2 separate regions of the Homo sapiens genome follow, and region 2 is linked to region 1. Evidence: chromatin contacts called from ENCODE Hi-C or POLR2A ChIA-PET data. All regions are on one chromosome and are shown on one strand. The core of a region is the stretch at or near the end of the contact, and the rest is flanking DNA. Distances in the headings are between cores, read along the strand shown.

Region 1 (3,784 bases), core at 504-3,003:
CAGTGATAATACTTTTATTAACTTCAATTGCATTAAGTCCTCCATATGACCATTATGCTAAAAATGTAATTAAGCTGCGTTAAATTCCAAGAGCTGCGTTAAATTCCAAGAGCATATCTTCTTTAAATTAGCTTCTGAGTTACTTTTATTTAAAGAATGGGATGCTCACCAAAGATCCACCATATCAAAGCTTTCATGGAAGAAAGGATGAATAATAAAGAGTATTTTGAGGTGGGATGTGGTTGGCTTGCTTAATTAAATGTGCCGCTTTACAATTTCTCATGTAGAGGTCAACTCTGAGTCCAGGGGATGTCCGTCAGTACTGCACGTGAGTGCTGTTAGGGTGAGCAAGACGCAGGCCATCTCGTTTTACCTAGCCAGGTGTTCATGGAAACACACCAAGGAGTAGAAACTTCGCTGGAAAACAAGGTCGGTGAGCATCTGCGTTGGAATGCTGGAGCCCTCGGGAAGGAAGATGACACAGCACTGAGATGTAGGAAGAACAGGATCTTAAAGAAGGATGAGCAGGACCAGGACCGGTGGCTCACGCCTGTAGTCCCACCACTTTGGGAGGACGAGGCAGGCGGATCACCTGAGGTCAGGAGTTTGAGACCAGCATGGCCAACATGGTGAAACTCTGTCTCTACTAAAAATACAAAAATTAGCTGGATGTGGTGGCTGGCACCTGTAATCCCAGCTACTCAGGAGGCTGAGGCAGGTGAATCGCTTGATCCAGGAGGCGGAGGCTACAGTGAGCTGAGATCACACCACTGCACTCCAGCCTGGATGACAGAGCAAGACTTTGCCAAAAAAAAAAAGGGATGAGCAGAGAAATGAGGTTTCTGAGGACTGGAATGTCTAGTGGGGATAGGAGGGAAGGAGGAGACTGTGACCAAGGACCACATAAGATCTTGGAGGACTTACAGAGTTCAGAGGCCTCAGGGGCAAGAATCTTGCTGCCCATGAACAAGGAGCAGGGGCAAGAACCTGTGGCATTAGGGAAATGTGGAATCTCAGATCTCTCTTACTGAATCAGAAACTGCATTTTAACAAGATCCCCAAGCTTCACAGGCACACCGAAGGGTAGGAAGTTCTAGCACACCATCCCACATTTCACTGGTTAGAAAACAAGCCCAAAACAACTGTGCTTACTGAACATCACACAGTCAGGAGCACAGCTGGGCCTAGAAGCCACTAAGCCTACTTGTCACTCCTGTCTCTGTAGATCTTTTCCAGCAGTCCCACTCTTCTGTGTAGACCTCTGAGGCCACCACAAGGTGCATTCAGGCTGGGTGTGGTGGCTCACATCTGTAATCCCAACACTTTGGGAGGCCGAGATAGGAGGATCACTAGAGGCCAGGAGTTCTAGACCAGCTTGGGTAATATAATGAGACTCCATCGCTATAAAAAAATAAAAAGCCAGGTGTGGTAATGCATGCCTGTAGTCCCTTGGGAGACTGAGACAGAAGGATCGCTTGAGTCCAAGAGTTCAAGCCTGCAGTAAGCTATGAATCTGCTACTGCACTCCAGCATGAGCAATAGAGAAAGAGTCTATCTCAAAAAAAAAAAAAAAAATGCATTCATAGCTGATACAGCAACTTACCAGGGCTGTGTTTACCTGGTTACAGAATCATAGCAGAGTTCTCTCACAGTTTGGTGGTGGCCTACACAGGAAATGTGAACGCCCATCCTTCAGAGACAAGAGGAGCACTGTGGAAAGGCTTGCCTCTTGGGATCCTGGCCAACTTAGGCCAGCTCACCTGCCTTTTGCCTTCTACAGCCACCGTGTTCCAATAAATTCCACATTTAAGAGTCTGTGTTCTAGCTTAGTGAGAAGGCACAGTGACTGGGAGTAATATGGTTTGGTTCTGTGTCCCCACCCTAATCTCGTTTTGAATTGTAATCCCCACATGTCAAGGGAGGAACCTAGTGGGGGGTGACTGGATTATGGGGACGGATTCCCCCCCTTGATGTTCCGATAGTGAGTGAGTTTTCAAGTGGTCTTGTTTGGTAAGTGTCTGGCACTTCCCTCTTTCTCTCTTTCGCTCTCCTGTGACTGTGTAAGATGTGTCTGCTTCCCCTTCACCTTCCACCATGATTGTAAGTTTCCTGAGGCTTCCCCAGCCACGCGGAGCTGTGAGCCAATTACTCCTCTTTCCTTTGTCAATGACCCTGTCTCAGGGAGTATCTTTATAGCAGTGTGAGAGAGGACTAATCCTCTATTAGTCAGATGGGCTTCTGTTACTGATTGAGTTCACATGGGGAGAGGGGCCAAATGTGGAACGTGTTGGCCCTGGCTGGCAGAGGCCTGAGGGCCTTTCAGGGAGAGCCTGGCCTCGGCCAGGCAGAAGGAGAAACAGCAGAACCACTGTGCCGTGAAGGCCAGTGCAGGGATCAGGGAGAGAAAAGGGCTTAGGGAACCCAAGAGAGCGTCCCAGAAATCTCTGCAATGACAGAGCAACCTGAGGAAGAGCTTGACTGGCCCAGCAGACTCATGCTGCAGGCTGTGCCCGGGAGGGGGCCAAGAGCATGGGTGGCAGCTGAAAAGGTCAGCCAGTAGCCAGAGAAAGGTGGAAGGAAGGAATTGCCCCAGGACAAAAGGCAAAGTTAGGATCAATGTTAGTGAAACAACCCAAGTTGGATAGCTTTCCGAATCTGGGGCACAGCCATTCTTCACAGGGGACAAACGCATGCTTTTATAGCACCATGTTTATCATGCAGGTGAATCATACACTGATTTAAATTAGAAAACCAATTTCTAATATTTTCACCCCTAACAAGCCCATTTTTAATTAACTAGCACTCCAGCAGTAGTTCTTACCATGCTTACATGTTAAAAGCACTTGGGGTATGTTTTTGTTTTTTTTTTATCATTACCAATGCCCATGTTGCACCCCAAACCAACAGAATCAGAATTTTGGGGGGTGCCAGCTGAGAATTCAAAGTTTTCTAAAACTTCCCCAGGCAATTCCCATGTGCCGCCAGAGTTGAAAACCAGTGAATGTAACTGAATGTGGTATTATCATCCAAAGTGAAATATATGCAGATACAGATCTGGATATGTAGATGTATTTATAGATATATAAATCTGTAGATCTGTAGACATATAGATCTATATAGATATATAGAAATAGAAATTAGCTAAGCAAACTAGCTATTGTCATCTAACTTGACTAAACAAAAGCAGTTATTTTTTTCTTTTTGTCACCCTGAGAGGTATTTGGGAGATGACAGGAGTGCCCTCACCTGGCCCCAAGAAAGAACTTCTCAGTACACAGTTTTTGATAACTGTTTTTTCACCTATAAGGAAATAACAAAGAATTGTGCACATAGGGTATAATTCTATTAAACTAGAAATTAAACCCAACCTGTGAAGTTAGGAGGAATCAATAAGGTGGATGTGTTAGTTAGTAAAGATATTCAAATATTATCTTCCTACCAAAAAGACACCTGCACTCATATGCTTATTGCAGCATTATTCACAATAGCAAAGACATAGAATCAACCTAGGTGCCCATCAACAGTGGATTGGATTTTAAAAATGTGGTACGCTATACATTGTGGAGTACTATGCAGCCACAAAAAGAAGAATGAAATCATGTCCATTGCAGCAACATGGTTGCAGCTAGAGGCCATTATCCTAAGTGAAATAACACAGGAACAGAAAACCAAATACCACATGTTCTCACTTCTAAGGGGGAACTACACATTGGCTACATATGGACATAAAAACAGGAATTATAGACACTGGGGACTCCAAAAGTGGGAGGGAAAAAAGAGGGCA
Region 2 (3,784 bases), core at 493-2,992, 310 kb before region 1:
GCATTAGATGCATTGTGTTGGATAAAAAGTGAGTCCAGGATGAAGGAAGAAATATTTTATGAGATCCTCAAAGTCCTAATGTGTCCCTAGAGCAGAAGCTAAGGGCCAGGAAGAAATCTGCGATACTTCAGCATTTTGTCATGGCACAAGTGAAGTTGTGACAGGCTCATCGCCAAACCTCCAGATGGCTTCCTAAATGACATCACAGCCATCCTGTGCAGTGGACCATAGCCAACTGCTCTCTGCTACCAGCACTGCTGGGGACTAGGAAAGCAAGGGGTCAAAGTGTGCTGGAGGATGTTATTTTATCCATGTACCTCTAACACTGCGTTTTGTGGATTCCATTCACTGTTATGGACCTACCATTCTACCATTCATGAGGTCAGAAAGCTTTTGAACCACAAGCCACTAGAACTTCAAGTTCTGTGAAGATTGAGGCTAAGCTATACTTGTCTAATGGTTAATACTGAGATTTACCTCTACCGTCTTTCCTAACGTGCAATATAAAACATAATGTTAAATAACATCCCAATAGATTACTAGAATTAACTCCTTTCTCCTAATCAAAATCCCCAACAGTATACAAATATTTAAGTAACTTATTTGGACTTCTCCATAACTTTATGATTGGTCAATAACTCTTGAGAACATTGGGTTTTTATAATATATTTCCGTAACATTACCTCTTCTGAGATAAGACAATGATTAGAAATAAAATTTGTGTTTATTCACTTTCAGATTAATCAAAATGTGTCTCCCTTTTGTTAATATTCAACTAATTTAAATAGTCTTATAACTTTTTCTGAATGTGTATCCTTGTACCATTTATACTTATTTCTTATTTTCATATGGACATTTTGCTTCATGCTCACGGAAAAAAGGATTCATGCTTCTGTTAAGAACTGGTATTGTATTGGATTTCTCTCAGTTCCTTACATTGCGAACCAAAAGCCCATGATCGATTGCAGCCATGATTATGAGAACTTTGGAAATAATTATGAGGTAAAGCCAAGGGGTCAATGTGTCTCAATGAATCCTTTCTTTTTATTGCTGTGTCTAATGTTTTCATTTAGCAACCTGGGATGACGCCTTCTTGATATAAAAGTCAGAAGTATATAGACATAGTAGGTTTCTTAGAGATTATTCCTATTCAAAATGCATACTATTTTTCCTAACAAAAAGGAGCTGGCATCTGAAGAGGTTCAGTGACTCTTACGCAGAAGAAGCTACTGCTAACCAGCAACACCATTGTAAGCCTAGTGCCAGACTCCAGTCCCAGACCCTTCCAGCTGCACCAGGTTATTTTCTTATACACCCAGCAATCTCTTAAAGGTAGAACCACCCTCCCTCTAGATACCTAAATTCCCAAGGGTGTTAGGGGATGCAGGAGCAAGAGTACAAAACGGGACTCTCCTTGCACTGAGTTAGCTGCCAAGTGGGGAAGATGGAAAAGCATCCTCTCCACTCTGCCAGGCGGCAGGGAAGAGAGCCTGGCATCTCTGCACAGCTAGATTGTGACAGATTCCTGCTCAGCTCTCAGGGAGCACTGTCTGATCTGCCTGTAGTGAGTGACAGCTGTGACAGGTGTAAATATCCCGTGTTGTAAATTTCATGAAAGCAATACACCTGGGCCATCTGGCACAACACCGCAGCCTGCTGTGCGCTCCTCCTCCACACCCCAACTGCTGGGAGAAGCACAATGCAAAGCTCACGCCCCGCCAGGGAAGGAAGAGCCAGGGCCACAGACAAGGCCTCCAGACTATCAAAATCATCGCAGCCGCCGGGTTGGAGCCCGGGCTACACGGCAGTTACTGCTGAAGTAAATGTTTTTACATCAGTCAATTTACTCTCCTCAGTGACTCTGTAACTGAGATAATACCCTCATATCACCGAAGAAGACACAGATGCAGAGAAGCTAAGTCACATGCTCAGTGTCTTGAGCTCATCAGCAGCTGATCCCTGATTGAAGCCCAGGTCTGTTGACTCCAGTGCTCGAGATTTTTATGACTACACTAAAACATTTTAATCCTTCGTTTCCTCCCTGTGTTCCTCTGCTCCATTGCTCCAAGAGGTGATAACAAGGGTTTGTTAATATAAGAAAAATTGGTGATCTGTAAACTTTCAGCCCTAGAAAGTCTAAGCAGAACATTTTCTTAGTCTTTTAGAGGCTGCTGTGGGGCCAGACATAATAGTTAAACAGCTGGAAAAATCACTTTAATGACTCACCACAGCTGTACTTTCTTTCTCTCCTTTTTTTTTTTTTTTTTGGCATTGGCTGTTTGGATTAAAACATGGAAAATGTAATGAAATCTTGTAAAGAGGAGAGTGAAAAAATGACAACAGAAGCTGAGTTCTGAAATGCACTGAGATATGATAACAGACAAAAGCCATCATGGGGATGAAGTGCGGGGGAGTATCGCACTGCATCTGCAGAAGAGCAGGCCCCAAAAACCAGGATGCCCTTTATGCCAAACACCCTCACACCTTTATGGATTGTGCTGATGTGTTTAAGCGTCCATCCCCAGTTCGTCTGTGTCAGCTGTGGAACCGTGGGGCTGATGTTTCAGAAGAACTCTGTTTAAGAGAACCTAGGCTATATACCTACTAATTATCCCTATACACAATTCAGGATTTGTGTGGCATTAGGAAGCTGCTTAAAGCAACACTACTAAAGAAACTAACAATAAAAGACAACTTTGAAAAGCATATAATTTTTCAGGAGTTCTCAGGACAAGATCACATTGTAAGACTCCATTATAGTTCCAGCTATGTTTTTACATATCTGACAATGACTGCATCCATGTCCACACAGCACATGCTCAAGCACACTAGGTGATCACTGAAAACATGGTTGTGCAGTTTAGTGGTGCTTACTGTTGACTCTCCTTTCCAGCCAATCTGTTTCCCCCTGGTGTCTCTGAGCTGCCAAGAGTGAGATCTGGATCTCAGCTTCAGGTTCAACTCCACTCAGTCCCTAAGCCAATCCTGCCTAAGGCTTATAGAACATCAGGGCCTCCCTTATCTCATGGAGGTTGTGGAAAATGTCTTGTCAGTTCAGTAATTCTTGTTCCAAAATACCACTACTATGCCTACCAACCCATGTACCAGTTATCTTTATTAAAAAACAAACCATCCCAAAACTCGGTGGTGCAAAATCTCCACTCATTTAACTGGTTATGATTTTGGGTCCTTGCAGTGAGAGTGGGGTGTGGCAGGGACAGCTGGGCTCTGCTCATGTGGTATTGGCTGGGTGTCCTTGTGCACCTGCAGTCAGGTGGCAGCTCAGCTGGTGACGGGCTCATCTTAGGTGGCCTCACTCACCTGCCTGGTGGTCACCTGGGGCTGTTGGCTAAGGCACTTCAGCTCTCTTCCATGTGGCCTCTCATGCTCCAGGAGGCTGAGCAGGACTCTATTTCATGATGGAAAAAGTGTTTCAAGGAGGCAAGAACAGAAACTACAAGGGCTTTTGAGGCCTCACTCTGAAGTCATGCCCTGTAATGTCCATGTCATCTACTGGGCAAAGCAAGTCACAAGGGCAGTCCAGATTCAGGGGTGGGAAAATAAGCTCCACCTCTTAGTGGGAGGGGCCTCAAAGAACATGTGGACATTTTTAACCCAACTCAATATGCTTATAGCATTAGGTGATGCCCTCTGTTCTGCATGTCTACATCCTTTTTTTTTTTTTTTTTAAGAGATAGAGCCTCACACCGTTGCCTAGTATAGAGTGCAGTGGCACAATCACAGCTCACCGCAGTCTCATTAAAGGCTGGGCTCAAGAATCCTC

What was found. Hi-C counts contacts between places; a loop is a spot of excess contacts on that map. ChIA-PET counts read pairs that join two places held with the same protein, here RNA polymerase II (POLR2A). Pooled maps may share reads with other maps.
Region 2: a map of HepG2 shows a loop between it and region 1 (4-fold over the local background). The contact joins two enhancer-like sites. A Hi-C loop is called at or near these places in 5 of 168 maps with a recorded cell type or tissue (HepG2, chondrocyte, heart right ventricle and 2 more), 1 of 37 single-sample maps with no recorded cell type and 1 of 50 pooled maps. POLR2A ChIA-PET finds 5 or more read pairs at or near these places in 1 of 52 experiments (H1).

The regions. Positions count from the first base shown.
Region 1 is chr10:35,631,685-35,635,468 of GRCh38, reverse strand. No RefSeq gene overlaps it. Among named protein-coding and RNA genes, the nearest start is that of MIR4683, 7.7 kb to the left of the region's middle. Within about 2 kb of position 1,753, at least 2 of the 41 ENCODE cell types and tissues checked have a DNase peak (open chromatin) inside an H3K27ac peak, as active enhancers do.
Region 2 is chr10:35,938,694-35,942,477 of GRCh38, reverse strand. No RefSeq gene overlaps it. Among named protein-coding and RNA genes, the nearest start is that of LINC02630, 42 kb to the right of the region's middle. Within about 2 kb of position 1,742, at least 3 of the 41 ENCODE cell types and tissues checked have a DNase peak (open chromatin) inside an H3K27ac peak, as active enhancers do.